Regions from separate parts of the Homo sapiens genome. Here region 2 is linked to region 1. Evidence: chromatin loops called from intact Hi-C (ENCODE). Cell type or tissue: CD14-positive monocyte. All regions are shown on one strand. Each heading gives the region's core, and the rest is flanking DNA. Links, peaks and the distances in the headings are about the cores only.

Evidence for each region. Peaks named below come from ENCODE experiments on the same cell type or tissue, not always from the same donor. Only the 100,000 strongest peaks of a DNase experiment are listed, where the experiment ranks them.
Region 2: a loop joins it to region 1, with 5 times the contacts of the local background. A loop is called at or near these places in 2 of 110 quality-filtered maps.

Annotation. Positions count from the first base shown.
Region 1 is chr2:20,638,263-20,646,589 of GRCh38, reverse strand. HS1BP3 (HCLS1 binding protein 3) reads left to right here. Exons shown (of 7, transcript NM_022460.4): 2 at 1,085-1,250; 3 at 5,410-5,617; 4 at 7,938-8,154. LOC124907740 (a long non-coding RNA gene) reads left to right here and starts at 8,161. Exons shown (of 2, transcript XR_007086243.1): 1 at 8,161-8,327. RefSeq lists enhancers at 3,780-3,909, 5,746-6,247. In CD14-positive monocyte, for the core only: CTCF peaks have their summits at 3,808 and 4,013 (motif pointing right); a DNase peak (open chromatin) is centred at 4,019; H3K27ac peaks cover 799 bases.
Region 2 is chr2:19,883,644-19,891,970 of GRCh38, reverse strand. It overlaps LINC00954 (long intergenic non-protein coding RNA 954), which reads right to left. Exons shown (of 10, transcript NR_033875.1): 9 at 8,323-8,327; 10 at 6,924-7,821. Among named protein-coding and RNA genes, the nearest start is that of TTC32, 14 kb to the left of the region's middle. In CD14-positive monocyte, for the core only: no CTCF peak of the experiment used is centred there; a DNase peak (open chromatin) is centred at 4,240; H3K4me3 peaks cover 633 bases; H3K27ac peaks cover 1,807 bases.

The DNA of each region.
Region 1 (8,327 bases), core at 37-8,036:
TATTCCTTGTGTGTACAGCACTCAGTCATTGGGTGTCATACATGGCATAGGAGACGCATCACTGTAGGCCTCACCAGTTGGTGACAGCAGCGTTGTGCTGGTGACAGCGTGGCCTAGCGTGGGATGTGAGGGGTCCGTGTGGGAGGAGTGCTGGGGCAGGGGGATTTGATGGATTGGGGTATAATTCCAGAGAGGGAAGGGCCTTGCCCCAGACACAGGTTAAGCTCCAGAAGCTCCTCCCGTGTTTTCAGGGTCCTGCCCAGCACACAGGAGGTCTCACCTCGATGGTCAGAGCTGCTCAGAGGGTGCCCCACGTGTCCTGCCAGAGGTGTTTGCGTGAGGGATGTTAGTCTGCACAGGTCTGTGTCTCACCTTATGTAGGATGAGGGATGTATTTAATAACTTTTTCCACTTCAAGAAAAACATCTCATCACTTCTTTGCTCATCATACAATTCATTATATTCGAATTGCATTTTACAAATCTCCAAGAGCGGTGATGTTTTGCCGATGCATCCTCTCTACACCTCGAGGGGCAGCATCGACTGCCCAGATGAGGGACGGGCCTATCAGTGCCTCTCTGGGCCACGGTGGGTCACAAGGGTCCTGCCTCCAGTGCTCGTCCCGTGTCCCCCCCAGGGGGCCTGTAGCAGCCCTCCTGCCCATTAGCCAAAGAGAGGTGCCTGTCTCCAGCTGGGATTTCAATCCCTTGCTGTCCCTGCAGCCCCAGGCATGTTCCTTGGTCTGAGTAGAGGCCCTAGGATGCTGCTCCCACCCATTCTGCACAGAGTTTGTGTCGATCCCTTTCAACAAGCCCCATCCTTTCCTGTTTTCCTGCAGGGAGCAGACCTTTGTCCCTGAGCAACCCAAAGGCAGGACCAGGTCCGAGGCCTCGAGGCCTGGGAAGCCAGGCTTATGAGGGCTGGTGTGGCGGGATGGGTGGCCTGGAGCAGTGACCACTGAGGACAGCCAGCAGAGTCACCTGGCACCCAGGCCTGCCAGGCACCCAGAGGCCCTGCCTGCACTTTGCTCGGGAAGCCTACTGCCTTGACCCTGAACCCCACCTGCCTTCTTTTCCCCTGGCAGGCGACTTCAGAATGCCCACACTGGCCTCGACCTGACTGTGCCCCAGCACCAGGAGGTACGGGGCAAGATGATGTCTGGACACGTGGAGTACCAGATCCTGGTGGTGACCCGTCTGGCTGCGTTCAAGTCGGCCAAGCACAGGCCCGAGGATGTCGTCCAGTTCTTGGTGAGCCGGAGGCTCTGGCCAGGATGTTTCGAGGGTGCCCGGGGTCCGGGCGGGCAGACACATCTGCCCACCAGGGTTCAAGTAGCATCCAGAGCAAGTGCTTCTCTGTCTGTTGCTTGCTCAGGGCCTGGAGTACCAGACCATGCTAGACAGAAGGGACACAGGGTGAATCAGACGCTCTCAGTCCGTGGAGAGGCAGACCTCTAAAGAGACAGATACAGATGGGGACAGGAGCACCTGGGGGGCTCTGGGGGTATAGAGAAGGGGCACCTAACTGACCCTGGGGAAACTTCTTGGAAGAGGCGGTGGCTGAGCTGTGTTTTGAGGAACAGATGGGGCTCAGCAGGAGAGGTGAGAAGGGTGTCCCGGGCAGACAACACATCCTAAGCAAAGGCACGGAGGTTGGAAATAGGACATTGAGTGGGAACTCTGCACAGTTGAGTGTGGTCCTGGGAGGAAGCGGGGAAGATGAAGGTGAGTGACAGGCAGGATCCAGATTGTGGAGAGTCTGCGGGAGCCTGGACTTAACCTGCAGCCAAGGAGAGTTTTAAGCAGGGGAGTGACGTGGACCCTTTTGCCTTTAACCAGCCAATCTGCTGAGAGCATGGAGTTGGATTGGAAGGAACAAAACAGGTGTCAGGGAGCCCAGATACATGGCCAATATGGTCATTCCCAAATCAAGGGCTTGGAGCAGGCCAGTTGCACTTGGTATGGAAGGGAAAGGGAGAGTTGAAAATGTTTACTGGGTAACATGCACCACATTTGCTGACTGTTTCCACCAACTGAAATAAAGAATATGATGGAGGAGCAGACCTAGGGGGCATGTGGAGTGTGAAGTGTCTGCCCTGTGGATGGATACATGAGGCTGGAGCTCGGGACGAGCTCAGGCCTGAGATGTAGGCTTGGGAGTCATCAACTTGGAGGTGATATTAAAAATCTGGGAGTGGATCAAGTTGCCCAGAGAACAGAAGTGGAAGGCAGAGAGAAGGGCTGAGGAGGAAATCCTGAGGATGCCAGGGGTTCAGGGACTCTTGGGGAGAAGGAGGAGTCTGCAGTTGAGGCAGAGAGGAGAGAACTGGGTGGGTATCTACGGAGTCAGAGGAGCTAAGGGAGGAGAGAATTTCAAGAGGGTTGAGATCACACACTCATTGGCTTATTATTTACCATTTGGCCTCTTGTGAAAAGGACCTGCAGCTGGAGACCAAGAGACACAGGTCCAGGATTATTAGGACAAAGGTGAAATGAACTAGACCCCGAAGTACAGCAGGGAGTGACACGGGGCTAGCTTGGAGTCTCCTGGCAACCAAGATAAAAAGGGAAACGATGAGTTGCATCTTTCTGGTGACCTGTTGAAAGAGACACTAAATTTTAAGAGAAATTTACAGCACAAATGTTTCCTTTTTTTAAGAGATAGGATCTCCCTCTGTTCCCCAGACTGGAGTGCAGTAGTGTGATCATAGCTCAGTGCAGCCTGGAACTCCTGGGCTCAAGCAATCCTCCTGCCTCAGCCTCCTAAGTATCTAGGACTACAGGCACACACCACCATGCCCAGCTTTTTCTTTTTTAATTTTTTTGGTAGACATAGTGTCTTGTTATGTTGTCCAGGCTGGTCTCAAACTCCTCAAGCTGGGCTTAAGCAATCCTCCTGCCTCAGCCTCCCAAAGTGCTGGGATTACAGGTGTGAACCCCCACGCCCAGCCACACAATTTTAAGGGACATTCAACAACGTCATGAGAAGCGTCTAGAATAGCAATGCTGTTTTTCATTTGATTGCTCCTGTGGCCGACTCTTGGTGAGAAGCAACGTGTGATGTCAGGGGTGATTCTGGGCCTGCATTGCTCTGAGAGTGAATCTGCTTTACAGGGTGCTTTGCAGCTCCTGGTAATTTGACTTGATCCAGGTTGGAGCTCAATGCACCCACATTTTCAGAGACAGGAGCAGAAGAGGAGAGTATTTGAGCTTGATGTTGCGGGGCATGAAGGAGGGAGCATTCTGGGAAGCTTGGGCTTCAGCCGCCCAGCCCACTTGGTTCTGTGCAGAGGGCCGGCCTTACATGCAAGGTGTACATGAGGGTGTTTTAACACCTCCATGAATCACACTAGTGCCACTTTTTCCTAGGCAGTGACGCCCACTCCTCGTGGAGTGTGTGCGTGCAGGGGCTTGTCAGACATTTGAAAGTACTTGCGAGGGCAAAGAACTCCTTTACTCCCCATGGGATCTCAGGATGGAGCCTAAAGTTACATACCCCCAAGCCTGAAGTCTCTTTGATGTTTCATGAATTAACTCAAAGAATTAATGAGCATTTTGTATCTACTTAAAAGGGCATATGTGTTTTAATATAAACGTGTACTGATTTGCTGACCATGGAGTAAAACAGCCGCAGGAGGGGGCACCGCAGTGGAGGTTGTGCAGGCTCTTGGATGTGCTAGCAGTGCAGACACCCACAAGCTTACTAACGTTACAGGGCTGTCTGCCCCGTGCTCAGCAGTGCCTGGCACACGGGGGCACCAGATAAATGTGAGTTCTCAACCTTGAGCTTCCTCTGCTCAGGGTCTCTTACTTGGCCTCCTCTTGTTGCTGGTGCAGATGCCCACCCAAGAAGCCCTGCCTGAACCCCTGATGGACGTGGGCCCTGGGTGGGGTGGGAGCCCAGGCCTACAGCTCCGGAGTACTCACGATGCCAGTGCCCTGGAGATGGAGGTTCCCCGAGCCTGGATATGCTGGGTCTGTGGTCTGAGCCTGAGGGGAGCAGTCGGGCCAGCAGGGGGCGCCCGGCCCCCACCGTGGCCTGCTCTGCGGGCCGGGCTGGAGTCACAGCTGCTGTCGGAGCCTGTGTTAGCAATCGCTCTGGGAAGGGGTCCGTGTGCCTTTCCCTGAGGGCTGTTTTCAGGAAAGTCTGGAGCCAGGCTCTTGTGCTGACAACTGCAAGCAGCACCTGTCCCAGGTGACTCCCCACTGGAGGTTCTGAAATCCCCCCAGCTGCCTCCTGGTATCTTGACCCTTCACAGGCTGGGCATTCTGGGTGGTGTTGCTGGAGCCAAGGATGTGTGTTCCAGACACACCCTGCACCAAGGGATCTCCCCGAGCCCGAGGGCGTCAGATGCCCGCAGCCCCTGCACGCCAGCACTCCAGTGGCACACTGTGGGCACAGTCCGGGCCTGGGAGCATAAGAGTGAGTGACCCACACTTCAGTCGGGGGAGACAGGCCCAGTCTATGGGGAAAGCACAGAGGAGCGAGGAGTGAGGGTAGGTGCCAGGATGATGGTGTGTGCATACAGCAGGTGATAGAGGAGCTAGGAGTGAGGGTAGGTGCCAGGCCGATGGTGTGTGTATACAGCAGGTGACTTCGCTGAGCACCCACATGGTTACAGACACGGCGATGGCACTGAAACCACTGTGAGACTGAGAGCCTGCTGGGGTGTCTCTGTACAGAGTGAACATGCAGCAAGAGCTCCGTGAGTGAAGGGGTGAAGGCTTAGCTGCCCAGGAGCTGTGGGGAGAGGCCAAGGAGGCAGCGGGAGTCAGCCGCTGGCCCCACGGGAAGCTGAGTGCTGCCCTCTCTGAGTCAGATGGTGCTCAAGGCTGCCTTCTGATGACAGCAAGAGTCCTGGCCTGCTTGACTCGGGTGCCTGCGTGCAGAGAGGTCCTGCCTGACGCAGGGCAGAGAACAAGCCTTGGAAATATCTGTCTCCACTGCTTGCATTGGCTGGCCCGCCGAAGGCCACACTGGTTCACGGGAGAATGAGGTTGGTGCTGAGAACAGATGATTCACGGTGTTGCAGGAAGATGACCTGCCAGCCGGTGAGATCACCCTCCTGATATGCAGAAAGCTGGGAATGAACACAGTGGCCCTGATCACGTGCAGGCTGGGCAGGGGTCCCTGTATCAAATCTTGTTAACTGGACCTGTGACAGTGTCCAGAATGGCACCGTTATTGCATCTTTCCTCTGGGCCACTAAGATGTTTTTATTGAATCTGCTATCGGCCAGGCGTGTTAAGGACTGGAGCCTGAGGCTGGGAGACAGGCAGAGGGGCAGCAGGCGGGCGTACCTGGCACACTTCCTTTGGCTGCTGGGCCTTGGGAACCCCTGGTCGGGGTGAGAAAGGAGCACTGCCTGCCACTCTTCACTCAGGAAACCACATGCTCCTCTCATTCCAGGTCTCCAAAAAGTACAGCGAGATTGAGGAGTTTTACCAGAAACTGAGCAGTCGTTATGCAGCAGCCAGCCTCCCCCCACTACCCAGGAAGGTCCTGTTTGTTGGGGAGTCTGACATCCGGGAGAGGAGAGCCGTGTTCAATGAGATCCTGCGCTGTGTCTCCAAGGATGCCGAGTTGGCAGGCAGCCCAGAGCTGCTAGAGTTCTTAGGTACCCAAGGCTCTGCCCCATGTCCCTCAGGTCTCCCCGGCCCAGAACTAGGCCCCGCTGCCGTGCCCCAGTGGGAGCATGTCCACAGCTGCCTCTGCAGCCTGGAGGCTTCAGCCAGGCTGGTGAGGCAGGTGGCCTCGCTGACATCCTTGGCTGGATGGTGGGCAGAAGGAGGCCTACCCTTGAGGGACTGAACGTCTGGCTGTCAGGTGGGGGCTCACACAGCAGGCATTCTCCATAGTGTGACCCCATCCATGGCCTTCCTGGCCAGCCCCATTCCTAGAGCTTGCCCGACACCCCCCGACTGACCATGCACCACATACAACCCCCTGACACACACCCCACACTCCCCTCTGCCTCCTCCAACCAGCCCTAGGGACCTGCAGTATCCCGGGAAAGCTGTGTTCTCACAGCCTGGCTGGTGACCTGCCCCTGGGGACATGTGCTTCTCACCTGTGCCCCCACAGAGAGGGTCATGGGGACAGCTCCGGGCTGAGGAATTGATCCAGCACCCCTGCCCCCAGTGGTGGAGACGTCAAGCCCTTCCCATGGGTGTCCTGGCCCTGTCTTCTCTCCTCAGTTTTCTCATCTGTAAGGTGGGAGTAGCCTGGCTGATAGGCCGTTATGAGAATTTACAGAGCTAACACATGCAAAGTCCTTAGAACAGAAACAACCACAGTAAATAGTGGCTACAATTTTACCCCACTCCTCGGTTAGTCCTGTCAACCCAGAACCCCCGTGGGGCAGGCCCTGGTCTCACAGATGCCCCCAGGACAAGGCAGGTTCTCACCACTGCTGGTGCCGGACTCCCACCCCTTCTCCCCTCTTTACATCCGTCTGCTTAACTCCTTCCCAGCTACTGTGGATCTCCTAGTTCCACAAGACAGAAGGGAAGTTTTCAAAAGAAAGTTGACCGTAAATAAAACAAATTATTTAAAGTGAAAGGTGGGGAAGAGAAGCAAAACTGGTGAATGCGCAGGCCTAGGACTGGACAAGCTGCACAGCCCCGGTGTCCTGTGGCCATGTTGGGCCCCTCACATGGGTCTGGGTTCTCTTCTGCCCTTGTTGTTCCAAGGTCACAACCCTTCCTTCCTTGCCTGTCTCTGGGGCTGGGTAGACTGTGCCAAGAGGTTCCAGCTCAGCCATCGCTGGAAGAGATGCTCAGGATGTCCCAGCCCCTCTCTGGTGGAGAGGCAGGATAGAAACACAAGCTGCTCTATGCCTCACTTTGCTCATCTGCAAGATGGATGTACAGTAGGGATCTCTCTCATAGGGCTTTTGTGATGTTTAAATGTAAGATGCTTATGACATGAAATTGAAGGTTTGGGAGATTTTGAATGGCTTTTCACATTTGTCCAAGTAAAATAACAGAGCATCACATAATACGATATCGTCATTATCACTCAGTGCATCCTGTATGCCAGACACTCTCTAAGTTCTTTACCTACAAGGTGATTTTATTAAAAGTCAGTTGTTTTAAACTACCCAGTAAGCACTTGGATAGAAATGAACAAATAGTCTGAGCCCACGCTTCTCAAACTATCTGTGGCAAGGGCTAGCTCTTTTATTCCCAGCCTGTCACAGATGGATACTTTCACAAATACAAAAGCACACTTGGGTATTGTGATGATGGCAGCATGCTATGAAGTTTCTGGATGCTTGCTCTCCCTTTCTCTACTTACCTCATTGTGGTCACACAGGGGGCATTCTCTGTCTGAAGACCACACTTCAAGAAGCGCTCATCTAAGCCAGTTTGTAATGGAGTGATTACCGTTTGTTCTGGAATCTTCCACATGCTTACCCTGGGCACCCATCCAGTCCACAGTCCAGGTGCCCAGACTCTCGGGGCAGGTCTCTGTCTGCAGAGTTCCTTGCCGTGCCTCCAACTGTAAATGGTTCTGGCTGTACTGGTTCTTTTTGAATCACCCTGTGCCCTGGCTGTTGTATCCCACCGCTCACCCGGGAGGAGGGTGCAGCCATCCCTGCGGCGCACACAGGCTCTGGGCCTTGGGTTCAGGAACCGCTGCCCCTGTCTTGCTCTGAAGCTCCCACTTGTGACCACTCCACTCCAGGCTTCCTTGGTGCCCGTCAGCCCTTGGGGGGCTGCAGCAGGCACTTGGCTGCCCCCGAAACGGAGGTCACCTTCCATCCACCCAGACTCGCCATCCTGCTTAGGTCCCAGGAGGGACGAGTTTGGTCCCAGGAGGCTGCAGGAAGCCCTCGGCCTCAGATCCTGGCATGGGAGGGTGCAGTGTGGCAAGATGCCTCCCCTGGCTCTGGGGTGGTTACCAAGTCCATTCTTTTCTGTCTTCCTCCACAGGTACCAGATCCCCAGGGGCTGCAGGGCTCACCAGCAGAGATTCCTCTGTCCTGGATGGCACAGACAGTCAGACAGGGAATGATGAAGAGGCTTTCGACTTTTTTGAGGAGCAAGACCAAGTGGCAGAAGAGGGTCCGCCCGTCCAGAGCCTGAAGGGCGAGGATGCTGAGGAATCCTTGGAGGAGGAGGAGGCGCTGGACCCTCTGGGCATTATGCGGTTGGTCTCCTGTTGTTGAGAGGGCCCCTTTGGTGTATTCCAGGCTTTCTGGAGATGACGTCCCCCTTCCCTGGAATCTGAGAAAAGCCCTGAGCATCCCAGGTCGCCCCCTCGCAGGGATCTGGGCCACGAGGCCTTGGCCTGGTGTGTTGGGGGAAGTAGCTCTCTGCGTG
Region 2 (8,327 bases), core at 88-8,087, 750 kb after region 1:
ACAACCCTTAAGTAGAATTTATTATTACATAGTCACATTATTTCTAGCAGGAATAAGAGCCAAGGGGGACTGAAAAGCTTCAGTTTTTTTTTCTGTTGCTTATTTATTTTTTTTTTTTGAGACAGAGTCTCGCTCTGTTGCCCAGGCTAGAGTGCAGTGGCGTGATCTCAGCTCACTGCAACCTCCACCTCCTGGGTTTCAAGGGATTCTCCTGCCTCAGCCTCCTGAGTAGCTGGGATTACAGGCATGTGCCACCAAGCCCAACTCATTTTTGTATTTTTAGTAGATACCGGGTTTCACCACGTTGGTCAGGCTGGTCTCAAACTCCTGACCTCATGATCTGCCTGCCTCGTCCTTCCAAAGTGCTGGGATTACAGGCGTGAGCTACCGTGCCCAGCCCGCCTATTTCTTTAAACTATTCAACAATTCTTGTTTGGAGTGTGTGGAGGCTTGAGCTCTGGCTGAAGCGAAGTAGAGGGAAGGCCATCACATTCAATTTAAACACATGCAAAAAGTACTCCTTTTAAAAGTGGCAAACCTGCAGAATATAAGGTAAAAAGCAGTTCCTGTCTATCCTTCTAGGCCTTTTTCTTTGTACAAATACATGGGCACAGGTATGCAGATACATGCGCAGAATTATGGTATACATATTATTTGGTAACTTAAATCACTTATTATTTTGAACATTCTTTTGTGTAAGAACTTAGAAGTCTACCTTATTCTGCTTTGACACATAATTTTTAAAGCCGCATGAAAAGTGCTTGCCAATTTCTTGATATACAATTAATACATGGCTATGGTAATAAAAATTAAAACAGTACAGGAGGTATAAATAAAAAGACCCCCCGCCTTTCATATTTTTCTCTACAGCTAACCATTTTTAGCCAGAATAACTAGAAACAAAGGGTTAAAAGGCTCCCTTTCCTATGGCTGCTAGTCACCTCTTGAAAAAATTACTATTAGTTGTGTTCACCACCTGAGTGCCTCTTTTCCCTCTAGGCAATTTTGACTCCTGTGTACCAAGAATACCTTTGAATGTATTCTTTTGGCACCACGTTATTTGAACCTATTTCCACTTTATTGGAAAGCTCTTTTTAAGATCACAGAGTTGATGTTGTGCAAACTTAAAGCATCCCAAACGGAGTTCCTGGTCCTCCCCCAGCACAGCTAATGGCAGCTGTACTGTCCCGCCTCTCATGCCAGACTTGGTCCCAGTGCTCCCCAGCGGCAAACACTGTGGGTTCCTACCTTGAAACAGATCCCGATTCCAGCAATTTTCATCTCATCCGCTACCACCCAAAGCCAAGACATCAGCCCCTCTGTATTGCAAGTATCCTGCTTTGTCAGTTTTACCTCCAAAGTCAGTTTCAACACAGCCACCAGAGTGAAGGTTTGGGAGTGTGCCATGGCTTCTCTCAGTGAGAAGCAGAGTCTTCACAAAGACTCACGTTGAGGAACTTACATGTGCTGTTTTCTCCCTGCCTTACCCCATGGCCTTATCCTGGCCCTTCTCTGACCGCTCTCTTTAAAATAGCAAATCCTCATCATACTCATCTTTTTTCTGTTTACCCAAACCATGTTCTTATTTATTTTGTCTTTCCCACACTGGAAGGCAAGCTCTGAGAGGGCAGGGACTTTTGTCTCTTTTGTTTACTGTTGTGTCCTCAGCACCACGGCCTGGCATGCAGAAGGGCCTTACATGTGTTGAATGGATAAGTGAATTCATTATCATAATCTGCTCAGTAACTTGCTATTTAGAGCTTACAGATTCATCACTGGCTAATAGGTATGGGGTGGATAAGTGTTTGAGCCCTTCTCAGCTGACCTTGAGAATAGGGCCTGATTTATAGTTCAGCATCGATTTTATTTAAAACAGGTCACTATTCTAGTTTAGAGGAAAAAGCCCCTCTAAAAGACAAGGTCAAATTCAGCAGGTAATATAATGTTATAAACTATAAAGTTACCTGTTAGGAGTTGAATTGGGCCCCCCAAAAAGATATGTTGGAGTTTTAACTACCAGTACCTCAGAATGTGACCTTATTTGGGAATAAAGTTATGACAGATCTAATTAGTTAAGAAGATGCAGGTGGAGTAGGGTGGGTCCTTACAGATACCTTGTGTGACTGATGTCCTTACAAGGAAAAGGAAATTTGGACACAGACACTGGGGAGAACGGCTTGTGAAGACAGAGGTGGAGACTGGAGTGGTTCTGCCACAAGCCAAGGAACACCCAGGGATACCCGAAACTGGAAAAAGCAAGGAAGGGTTTCCAGCTCCCCAGGGGTGAGGTCCATGCCCTAGAGGCTTCAGAGGGAGCATGCCCTTGCCAACACCTTGATTTTGGACTCCCCAGTCTCCAGGACTGTGAGAAAATAAATTTCTGTTGTTATAAGCCACTCAGTTTGTAGTGCCTCGTTACAGCACTGCTGGGAAACCCAATAAATAGTAGTTTCATTTTCAAATGACAGGCCTTTTGCACATGAGCTCGCATGTTTCTGCACCTACACATGCAGCTCTATTGAAGAAAAGGTGAGCCTTTTGTTAGAACAAACCTGAAAACGGAAGACTTCCAAGGTTGGGGGGTGGGTGTGGGAAAGAAGGGGCTATTACTCCTTTATCTGATCATGACCCTCACTGGATCAGGAGAGGAACCCATGACTGAGCACCATATAGAACATGCTGGTTGCCCTGGCTGCCTGCTGAGAAATCCATAACCACCCCCGTGTGGCTTCGAGACATTCAACTCTCGGAGAACTGAGGTTTCTCTGACTTGAGATTGGAAAGGAAAAGTGGGAGTCACTTCATGCTGCCAAACAACAAACCATTGCTAACAAGCCAGGTGAAAAAATAACCCAGTTGGCTGAGCAGGCAGGATTGGGAGCTGTCAGTCTGGGACTCACAGAACAATAATTATTTCCATTATGAAGACTGGCTGCCAGTAGACTTACTGGAACTGCACCAGCTTCTTGCTTGGGGAGGGTGGTGTGGAGGCAGATGGAGCAAGGCGCCTGCATGCAGGGCCCCAAGCCTCGGTGTGTCACTCATCTGTGACAATGGCCAGTGCCCACTCCTCTACCCTTGCTATTCTCAATCCCACCGCCCTGTCTGTGTTCAAATTTCTCTCCCAGAATACAGCCTTTTCATTTATTTAAATCCTGCTCATTCTTCTGGGACCAGCCCAAGTCCCAGTAACTACCATTAAACCTTCCCTGCCAATATCAACCCAAACTCATCTCATTCTCTAACTTCCATCACACTCTGGTCTAGATGGAGCACCCTTGCTACTGAATGGGGACCACAGACCGGCAGCATTGGCATCACCTGGGAGCTTGTTAGAAATGCAGATCCCTAGCCCTGTACCAGACCTGCTGAATCAGAGCTCACACTTTACCCAGGCCCCCAGGCGGTTCATACGCACACTAAAGTATGGGGAGCACTGTCTGTAGTACTGGTTCTCAGCACATGGTCTATGGACCAGCAGCACCTAGGACCATGTTAGAAATGCAAAATATCAGCCCTACCCCAAGCCAAGTGAATCTAGCTCCCTGGGGGTAGGGTCTAGCCATCTGTGTTTTAACAAGGCCCCTGGGGAGTCTGAGGCACACTCAAGTTTAAGAACTACTTCCAGTTCATCTGGCCCAGCATCTAATTCCAGGGTGCTTTTCCATTTCCTGTGTTCCTCTCCCTCTTCAAGATGTGGACCCTGAAGGCAGGAGCCATGTTGGTTGTCTGTCTGGCACTCAGACCAGTTTCAACAGGGTGATTGACGTCCCAGGGCAACTGATCTGTTTTCCTTACCCCTCCCTGCCCTATACAAGCACAAGGGAGTCTGGGGAGAAGGACAGTGGAGGAAAGGGCCGATGGAAGATGACCTTCTTGTTTTCCCGAGTCAAGGGTTTGAGGTTTTTGTGGGAGGTTGGGGTGCATTATGCTGCTTCTCTCAAATTGGAGACCATTGTTACCATGTAATTTTATGTTGTGGCCTGACTTGATCCAGAATTCTGTCTCCAATAGTTTTACGTGGGTTTTCTCCCTGGAAAAAGTTATTACGATTGAGCAAATAAAGCAATGTTGGCTAACTGTTCCCTTTTCTGGATCGACATGTCCTTCATCTGGGTAAGTGGCAGTGGCCAGCTCCTCTGGCTTGCAGGACCAGCAAGGAAGATTTTCAGACGTGACTAATGTATAGGCTCCTTGGACTTCCTACTCATGAACTCTCATAAAATGTGCTTTGTTCCATCATTGTCAATTAACACAGCAGCGAGCAGTGCTGGGCTGGGGAGCAGCCGGGCCTCGCCTTTAGTGCACTTCCTCCTTGGCTGGCTGTGAGCTTTCAGATAGCCAGACATAATTCCTTTTGAGCTGCTTAATGGACACATAATTTTAATCAGTCATAGGACACTTGAGCGGGAAGGAACTGGAGAAATCATCTACTCCTTTATTTTACAGGTAAAGGTTCCGGCTTAAAGGTTATGCAGTTGGTTAACAGAATTATGACCAGATCTAGCCCTTCCGGTTCTCAGTTTAATAATAGTGACTTCCAGTTAGTGAAGCATGCCCCGGTGTACACTTATTTTCATTAATCCTGATGGCAAACCTTAGACCTATCTCAAGATTCAATTTTGTGCCTAGGACCATCCTCCCGGATTGCAGTCCCATGGGCCCAGCCCTGTGATGTAATATGCAAAGGCTCAGAAACCTAATTTGGAGAAGAACGTTATGGGCACTGAAGACGTCCTGCAGTAGACAGGACACCCCAAGGCACTGCTAAGTTGTGGGTGCATGTCTCCAGCTGGAGCTGTGGGAATGAAAGCTGGCATAAAGAATGTTGGGATGAGGGACATAGACCTAATCACATTTCCATCTACTCAAATGCTGCTTATAATCTGACTTACAATCATGGGAAGGAGAATGGTGATTCCACATAAAACCTCAGGTACTGAGGACAGCAACCTACCTGGAATAGGGGCGGGGAAACGGGAGAACCTTCCAGCAAGACAAATGTCTGCCATTTCCATGTGTCCTCATGAAAGCCTCATGACATTCTTTCAAGACTGACATTATTTCTATTTTACTAAAGGGACAATCAGAGAGTTATGTTAGACTGGAGTCAAAGCTAGAAGGTCCCAGATTCTTTTCCTTAAACCTAAGCTCCCTCTAGGGTGACCAACTTGCCCCATTTTGCCCAGGGCTCAGTTTTGAAGCCCCTCCGCTCAGGGCAAGCCTCGCTCCTCCCTCTTCTTGCCCTGGAGGGAACAGGAGTTCTTGATAGGCGCCGTCCTGGCCTCGCAGGGCCTGAGTTCAGCCTATTTTGCTCAGCCGATTGGCGCCTGGCACCAGGGCAGGGCAGGCTGCTTGGTTGGGGTGGAGGGGGGATGTGGCCCACAGCCCCGGGCAGGCTGCTGCTCTGCCAGCTGCTGTCACACCCCATTTTACTGTGGAACGCTGGTCACCAACAGGAGAGTGTCGCCTGCCTGGTTCTACTTTAATTCACGCCCACAAGAAGTGGAATATGAGGGAGAAGACAGGAAGACAAGTGACTCAGCCGTCAGAGAAGCCAATCCCCGCTGTTTCTGCCTTGGGCCAAATTTAGGTGCGAGGGTCAAAAACTTACTCAGAATTAGCTGAAGTCAAAAGGGACATTAAGGATACGAGTCTCATGGAAACAGGAATGAGTTTCACGTCCCAGGCATTGGCAGAATGTGGAGGGGACAGCTCGCCCACCAGTCCTCCCCAGCCCAGCCTCCCTGGTGTCCTGAGAGGCCCAGTAACCAGCACTGGGTTTTGAACCAAACGGTAATGCAGACAGGCAGATCCAGAGGGGATGTTGGGCTTCTCTGGGAATAGGACTGGGTTGCAGGATGCAGCTTAGAGGGGACACTCCGACAACAGAGCCTCAGAATTCGGAAATGGTCCTGGATGTGGCAGGCAGTGCCATGGGGGTAGGGGAGGGTGTGGGCGGCGGCTGCTGCCGCCCAGGTAGGGTTATGGTAAGAAGGAGACAAGAGCTGCACAGACTCTGAAAGCAGGCACCCCCAGGAGAGTGAGGGGAGAGAGGAAGGGGCTGAGCTATGCAGCTTGTTTTTTTTTTTTTAACCCACACCATCCCCTCCCCCTAGCATCAGGGAAGTCACCGTGTCCCAGGGTGGGGCAGAGAGAAAAGAGAGAGGGAAGAGGCAGAGAGATGGTAGGAATGTCATAGCTAGTAGAAGTCCACCCCCATGGCAGGAGATAGGAGTTGGGGGAACAAGCATTTCTCCTCCTTCCCCCTGTAGTTCTTGGCCCGGGACTCCAGCTGTCATAGCCTTGATTCCTGGCTGACACCTGCACTACTGTGTGTTATGCCCTTGGCTTCTCCTGCTTATAGAGCTCTGACCTGCCCAGGTGGCTCCAGATTGCAACTTCCTTACCAAGGCCTCTCACTCCCCTCAGAGGTGTTTCCTCTTCTCTGTACAGTCACATCCATCAGATTGTACCAAGGGCCTTTTGCTTTTTAAAGCAGTTCAGGTTCTAGTCCAATGAGGACATGCAAATTCTATCTTATTAGGAGTCCCTTAAGGGCCTCTTTTCTGTTCTTTTGATGTTCTTGGTATTTCTAAAATCCTGATAATGAACTGGGGCCTGAGGTCCTCAATGGGGAGAAGCCAGCATATTGAAGCCTTTATGGCCCAGCAGGAGTCCCGGCTGGGACTTGGATACCTGGCTGTCTTCATCACCAAGGCCAATGGGTACACCCCCCACTTCCCAGCCCTTACAGCTAACCAGTACCTGATGCTCAGCTAGGTTAGCAAGAGGGACCACCCGCTTTAACAGCGAGAAACATTGCCCTTCTGAGACGGCTATGTAGGCCAGGAAAGAGTGTGGGCTGAGTTGAGATCTCAGTCCATTACAGCATGATCTGGAAAGGAGGCAGACTCTGTAACTGGGCTCTAGGGAACCATTCTTACCACCCTCCTCAGAGGCTGCTTCAGGGTCTGGCCAGGAAGGGCCCCAAACAAGAGGCCTACATCTAAGGCAGTCAGTGTACACAGTGGGGAAGAGAGTCATGCCAGAGAATCTCTAAGTCAGACTGTGTTTTGTGGACTCCCAGCGTGGAGCATTTACCCAGGGGGTGGAGATGGTCACAAAGATGTCACTGGAAGACTCATGTGGAGAAGTGGGACAAGCTGGGCTTGACAAGTAGGACAAGTCATAAAAAAGTGTAGGGAGGCTGCAGGCAGACGTGTTCCAAGTGCTCATCGAGAGCTCAGAACTCTGGGCAGCACTTAGGGCTATGGCGGTACCAGGGCAGTTTTCTCCTCCACTAAATGCCTCTAGGATGCAATAACCATTCTTGCTGCTAGCCTTCTTCCTTGCTAGTAATATGTCCGCTGGTACTTGAGAAGCCAGGCAACATGGCTTAAGCCAGGCATCTCATTTCACTAAAATTCCAACAGGCTTCAAGGGCCTCTGCAGCGGAGTGCCAGGAGTTGTCCCTTGCTTTAGGAGAGGCAAGATCAGTGAGATAGAACACTTCCAACAGAACAGTGGGGCTGACAAGTGCTGGGTTAAATGTGCTTATTACACTGGGAAGCTGTTGTCACGTGTCATTCATGGAATGATGTACAGGTCATCTTGGACAGGACCAGCACAGTGGCCACCACCGTGACCAGGAAGCAAGATGGCCAGCCAGGGCCACAGCCAGGACCTTCAGGCACTGTTCTTTGAGGAGGAGGAACGCAGAGTTTCAAGGGCGGCAGGGGCTCGCATGACATGCTTTCCACAGTTCCCACTCAGATCTTGATCTTCTTTTGGCTTGTGGGCATATAAGTCCTGGAGTCACTGGAACCAGAGCCAGATGGTCAAGTGCTCTCTTCTGGCCTGAGTTCAAGGTGTGTATGGGGTGAGGGACTCACTGAGGCAGGAGGACTAAGATCTATGTTCATATGACCTCTATTCTAGGACTGTCTCCTAGAAGGGTAATCAGACTTGTTAAATGTTTCATAAAATGCCTGAAAATTATCGTAGCCAGACACTAGGCAAGTGTGATGGGCAAGAGCCAGGGGTTTTTGGCCAAAGAGCTCTTAGAGCTCACTCAGCTCTGGAGGAAAGGCCTCTTCAAGAGTTCCTCAGGCTGAGATGTAGGCATGACATGCAGAGTGCTTGCTGTTCAGGGACTTCTGCAGGAGGGTGCCATCTGGTCAGGACTTGAGGCAGCTTTCAGAAGGGTGAGTTTGTTTGGAGGGATGGAGGGGGAAAGTGCAGAGAACTTTATGGGCAGGACCTTTGGGGCAGAACTTCTCAGTGTTGCTACTGGACACGTGGCTAGGGGCCTGCTCTTACCTCCT